2 separate regions of the Mus musculus genome follow, and region 1 is linked to region 2. Evidence: chromatin loops called from intact Hi-C (ENCODE). Cell type or tissue: left cerebral cortex. All regions are shown on one strand. Each heading gives the region's core, and the rest is flanking DNA. Links, peaks and the distances in the headings are about the cores only. Region 1 has its middle 71 kb from the start of Gm30986. Region 2 has its middle 35 kb from the start of 5330413P13Rik.

What was found. Hi-C counts contacts between places; a loop is a spot of excess contacts. Peaks named below come from ENCODE experiments on the same cell type or tissue, not always from the same donor. Only the 100,000 strongest peaks of a DNase experiment are listed, where the experiment ranks them.
Region 1: it touches region 2 in a loop (5-fold over the local background); 3 of 42 quality-filtered maps call a loop at or near these places.

The regions. Positions count from the first base shown.
Region 1 is chr2:131,668,174-131,671,092 of GRCm38, forward strand. No RefSeq gene overlaps it. Among named protein-coding and RNA genes, the nearest start is that of Gm30986, 71 kb to the right of the region's middle. In left cerebral cortex, for the core only: a CTCF peak has its summit at 1,781; a DNase peak (open chromatin) is centred at 1,778; H3K27ac peaks cover 1,302 bases.
Region 2 is chr2:131,811,341-131,814,259 of GRCm38, forward strand. No RefSeq gene overlaps it. Among named protein-coding and RNA genes, the nearest start is that of 5330413P13Rik, 35 kb to the right of the region's middle. In left cerebral cortex, for the core only: a CTCF peak has its summit at 1,600; a DNase peak (open chromatin) is centred at 1,590.

The DNA.
Region 1 (2,919 bases), core at 331-2,830, 140 kb before region 2:
TGAGAAGGCGAGGCAGTCTCTTAGCTTGGAGTCTGGTGGAAGCTTCTCACCAGCAGTGAAGTGGAGGTCTCTCTGCCTTCCTAGGCATAAACATGCACTTTTCTAGGAACCACCCGAAATGCCAGTTAGAGTGAAAGGTGAGACTCATGGCTTTTGGTTGTTACTTGGTCAGATTATAATTCTATGGGAGGCACCTCTGGAGTCATCCCACAATCTCACCTATCAAAAGAGAGGGGGAGAGTTTCTTAGCAACCTGCTGAGCTATAACTTGAGAGCCACTAAAATGGTATATGTGGCTAATGCTCTGTAAACTATTAATTGTGATTCTCATTTGAGCAGCTCAGACACACACTTGGTGTGTCTCATTCTCTGCAACCCTCCTTTCCCAAGTCTATGCCCATACTTGGGCCTACCTAATTCTCTGTGAGGCTATGAGGAGACCACGTTGATGCTCTGGGGTACCCCTTTTCTTGACTTGCATGCCTTTCTCTCTCTCACTATCATTAACATCTCATACATCTTCGATCTGCTTTCTTGTACCTGGTGGTCCTGAAATTCTTTTCAGTGTCAGATCCATGAATCTGGCTCTGGCCTGAACTGAGATCTCTGAAGGTGTTAAAGGGATTTCTCTGTCTGCCAGGGGCGGTGGCCTGCAGCTGTGTCTCTGTCCTCATGTCTCTGTGGATAGTGTGGCCTCACTCCCCCTTTTCTCATCTGCTTCCAGACCACGGGAAAATGTTTTTGTTCTGCCACACATTGTGCCAAAGCCATAGGGCCATTAATCATGGGCAACCCCCCTAAAATGGTGCTGAAAACAAGCCCTTCAGTAAGGGGATTCTCTTAGGTCTTTGTTACAGTACGAGGATGCTAGGCAACATGGTACCATACTTTAAGATGTTTCTAACTTAAAGGATATGGACTGAGCTAGCTATTGAGCTGAAAAATAATAGCTGTATTATATTGAAAATATTTTTATGTAGCATATTCTGATCATTGTTTCCCATCTGTGAAAAATTGTGCTGGAATTTTGATGAGGACTTCATTGAATCTGTATATTGCTTTTGATAGGATGGCTATTTTCATAGTATTAATCCTAATGATTCATGATCATGGAAGATGATTCCATCTTCTGATATCTTCAAGTTCTTTCTTCAATGTCTTTAAGTTTTTATTATACAGATCTGTGGGGGTTCGAATAGGTATGGCCCCCAAAGACTCATGTGCATGAATACTTGAACCATAAGGAGTGGCACCATTAGGAGGTGTGGTCTTGCTGGAGAAAGTGCATCTCTAGGAGGTGGGCTTTGAGGTCACAGAAGCTCAAGTCCAGGCTCAGTGGCATTCTCTTCCTGCTGCCAGTGGGTCAAGATAGAACTCTCAGCTCTAACTCCAGCACCATGTCTACCTGCATGCTGCCATGCTTCCCACCTCAAGGATAATGGACTAAACCTCTGGAAGTGTAAGCCAGCCCCAGTTAAATGGCTTCCTTTGTAATAATTGCTGTGATCATGGCATCTCTTAGCAGCAATAGAAACCCTACCCAAGACAAAGTTTTATACTTGCTTTATAAGAGTTATCCCAAAATATATTTTTTTGAGGTTATTGTGAAAGACATTATGAAATCAATACCTTTAATTGGTGTACTCTATAAAATGTGTACATTTCAAGGAGCCCTCAAAACACTTGAACTCATTTGCTTTGTAGCTTTACATCCAACACGAGGGCAATGGTCCTCAAGCCAAAACATCTACCCTAGAAACCTTGTTATATAGACAGAGTTCTGGCACCACCCATGGGTGGTTGAGTTAGGTTGCAAGTTCTGTTATGAGTTCAGAAATGGCTTCCCTTCTTTCTAACTGCTTTTCCTTAACATATAATTCTCCATTGTAATGGGTTTCATTATGACATTTTCACAAATATGCATAATGTGTTTCAATTATATTTACCCCCCCCCCCTCTCTCTCTCTCTCATTGATTCTTTTTCTCTTATCAACTTGCCCTGGTTTTACTTTCTCATTGTGTTTGTGTGTGTGTGTGTGTGTGTGTGTGTGTGTAAGAGAGAGAGAGAGAGAGAGAGAGAGAAGAGATGGTTTCATTGGGCTTATTAACAGGAGCTTGGCTAATGGATGTTTTCGGGAACTCAGGCACCTTGCCAATGACTACATCCCTGCAGAAAATGTCTCTCCCTCCCCTATTAACCATTAACTGAGAATACTCAGAGAAAGGTGGGGAGTCATGAACCCCAATTCCCTCCATAACAGAATGACTGACTCAGTTCTGTTCACATAACCACAGTTGTCCTGAGATTAAGAGTGCAACAGACCTATCATGCTGGAAAGTCAGTATACCACAGCCTGCACTTCTGCCATTCTTCCGGCTCTTATACACTTTGGCCACTTCTTCAGTAACACTTTCTGAGACATCGAGGGAGTGATATCGATGTCCCACTTACCGATGAGATCACTCATTCTCATCACACTTACTATTTATAAGCATTTCTAGTTAATGTCTCTGACCAAAGCTGAGAACAATGTCAATCTATGGGCATTATTATAGCTATTTAGAAGGTAGTATCATTTAGAAGGCCATATAATGTCTACTTGGAAAAACACAGCATCAGGCTCCCAACTGGAGCCTATGACCCACCAACCATGGCCTTTTGACTGGGTTTATACTACCAGATGTGAATTTTCTTACACGGAGTAGGTCATAAAGCCAACCAGAAAATAGTTGATTATCCCATAATGGCCTTACCAGTATGGCCCAGTCAGTGGACCCTGTCTAGTTAGCAGGCATTGCTGCACACAGGGTCCTCAACAGAGTAAGATTATTGACAGTTCTTCCCAGCAGCCTATAGCACCTTCTGGTGCCCTACAAGCCAGCCAGAAGCAGGAAGCTCTCAGCTCAGTAGCAGCTTGA
Region 2 (2,919 bases), core at 241-2,740:
TTTTACATTGGTTTCTAGCTTTATTCTGTTATATCTGAGAATAAGCTTTTTATAATTGCTAATCTTTAAAAATGTACAGAATCTTAAAATCTTCAAGCAGAAATAAAAATGCTTTGAGCTTTAGACTTTGCTTGTTCTAATGAGAGTGTCTGCTGTGTGTATCCTAAACATTTGTGCTTACACACACACCTACATTTTTTGTGTTAAGTTTTGAACTGTGAGGGGAGTTGGGAGGTAAAAGTCCTCCTGACTGGTGTTAATGCTGTAGAAAAGGGAAGCCATCAAGATATTTAGCCTTTTTCACCAAGTGAACAGACCCTGAGAAGGTCCTGACTATGAGCCAGCAAGCCAGCCCTTCAAACCAGTCAGTGAATCTGCCATTTCCTCCATCTTGGACCTCCCAGCCTCAAGAATTGAGAGAATGTGTGTTGTTTATAGTTCTACACAGTTGTGGTGTTTTGTTATAGCAACCCCAAAGACCCCAAACACTGCCTTTCCTGTTTAAATTTAAAGCACAGCATTGGCTGCTGATGGAGCACTGGACAGATTTAGGTTTTGAGAGGCGCTATGTTCTCAACAGTGCTGACTCAACTGTGATTGATTCAGTTCAGGAGCTACTGAGTTGCCTGGGCATTTCCTGTTTCTACGGATGCAATGGGCAAACAGTCAACGATTCTTCGACTCTTCGTTCTTGATATAAATGCTCTCTTGCTCTCTGATGGGAGGAAGTGTCCTGGGTGTAAGAGGGTAAACTGTCCGGTCTGGGTCATATGGGCAAGGGCAGATCAGTGCCTCCAGGTTACTGCTCTTTGCCCTCCATATTACACCACAAACTCCGTAACTTCATAGTTTTGAACGTGGAAGAATGGAGCCCTTCACTGTTTAAAGAAGCTGATTGCCATTCAAAATTACCATTTGGTTGATTCTTTGGACTCAGCTCAGTTCGTTTGATTTTGATTGGATTATAGGTGATTACTAGGGTGATCCTAGCTAGGATTATTTCCTGTACCGAAGTATGGAACACTAGTTGCCCCGCCCCTTCCCCTTTTCCTTCTTCATCTATTAAGTTTCTAGCTCTGCGCAACACTCAACATTACACAGACTTACTTGTGCAGCCAGCTTTGGCCTGAATATAGGGATTCCTTAATTACCTTTCTTGTATGCCCGTGGACTCTAAAGTTCGTCTGGAGAGAAACTATCACTGATCCACAGGGGCTCTGGTGTTTTCTACCCGGTGTTTTCCCAAGACAGATGGGAAAATCTGCGGAGGTGCAGAGGGTCTACTCGTGGGTAAGCCTTTCTGTGGAGGAGGCCACTGTCAAGTGGGCTTGCGGGGAGAGTATAACCCAAACAGAGAACTTTGTCTATATTTGCTAGCTCTCAGGAATCCAACAGGACCAATCCCTCAGCCAGGTTTCCAACAGGGTAAAAAGATATGCCCTGTCCTAAGGTTCCACGCGATCTAGATTCCAACACCACACCTCCACTTAGGCAGGAAGAGCAGCGATGGGTAGGAGGACTGGGAACAGGCGGAGCTGACAGGCTCTGCCTTAGACAGGACTTTGAGAACATTTTGCACTATGCAGTTGGTACCCGTGGTCGGAGCGCCGCCTAGCGGCGGCATCTGATCCTCCTCCCACAAAGCGCGAGCATCCTGGATGGGATCCGTAGGTTCACTCTTGGCTTAGCCCACAACAGAGAGGCTGGAGTGTGAGAAAGAAGGGTATCCGCAGAAGTCGTGCCTACTGCAGTCCGTCTGAGGTCCAAACTAGACTGAGTTCTTCATGTACCCGCTTTTTTCCAAGTTGCTATCAGCTCTCTGTCCCCAGCGCTCCTCCTGATTGTCCCTTACCACCCCCCCACACACACACACACACACTCTTGAATTCTACTTTGTGGAGTAAAACGGATTCATTTTCTCCATATCTGTAACTGAACAGATTCACGCCATCTTCCCAATACAAACTAAAGACTAGGAGATCCAAAGGGGCGGTTCCAATCCCAAGGGCAGGAGACTCGACCAGAAGAACTACTACTACTTCATTTCCAATGAAGTGCCAAGGCAAGAAAAGGCTTGGGATATCTAAGCCTGAAAGCCATCAGGCAGTAGGACTCTCCTATTACCTCAATGAAGGTCACAATTTCTATGCACAACTAATTTGATGGTGTCCACCCACATTAGTAGGGCAGTTTGATTTATTTGATCTATTTAGATGTTTACCTCATCCAGGTTCCATCATAGAAACACCTAGAACAGTGTGAGACCAAATGCCTAGCACACCCATCAAGTTGGCATATAGTGAATTATCACAGCTCCCCTGGCTTAAGCCATGCCAGGTAGTTGGGGGAACTTGTGAGGGAAGTCCACCCAAGGCAGAGGGCTGGACAGTTGGGAATGTGTCTAAGAAGCCATGGGCACCATCAGTAGTTATCTGGCTATTTAAGGTGTCTGAACACCTTGTCCACAGGGCACCGAGTTTCTACTCTGAACCCAGCCTCCTTCCCAAGGTCTATCCCTGAAAAAAAGAGCAGGAGCTCACCACATCTCACTCACCCCTTGCCTGGATTGACAACTTCAGATCTCCTGCTCTCGGCCATGCAGAAATCTGTTATCCAGCAGCCCTAACTGACAGGAACAATTCATTTTGCCAAAAACAGCCCACCCTTTCCTTTCCTGAAATTTCTGGACATCAACCGTCGACGTCCCCAAGTGCACGGCCAAACAGAAACAAGGCATCCCTGTGGCAAAGGAGAAGTCACGGTCTTTTCTGCCCAGCTCCCAGGCTTGCAGAAACACAGTGAGAGCTTTACTCATGGCCGTGCTTTTATGTGTTCTTCATCCTGTGCAGCGCAGCAGAGCCTGGCTGATAACAACACCATGTAACAGTAATTAGATGGATAATTATATGTGCGTGGAAG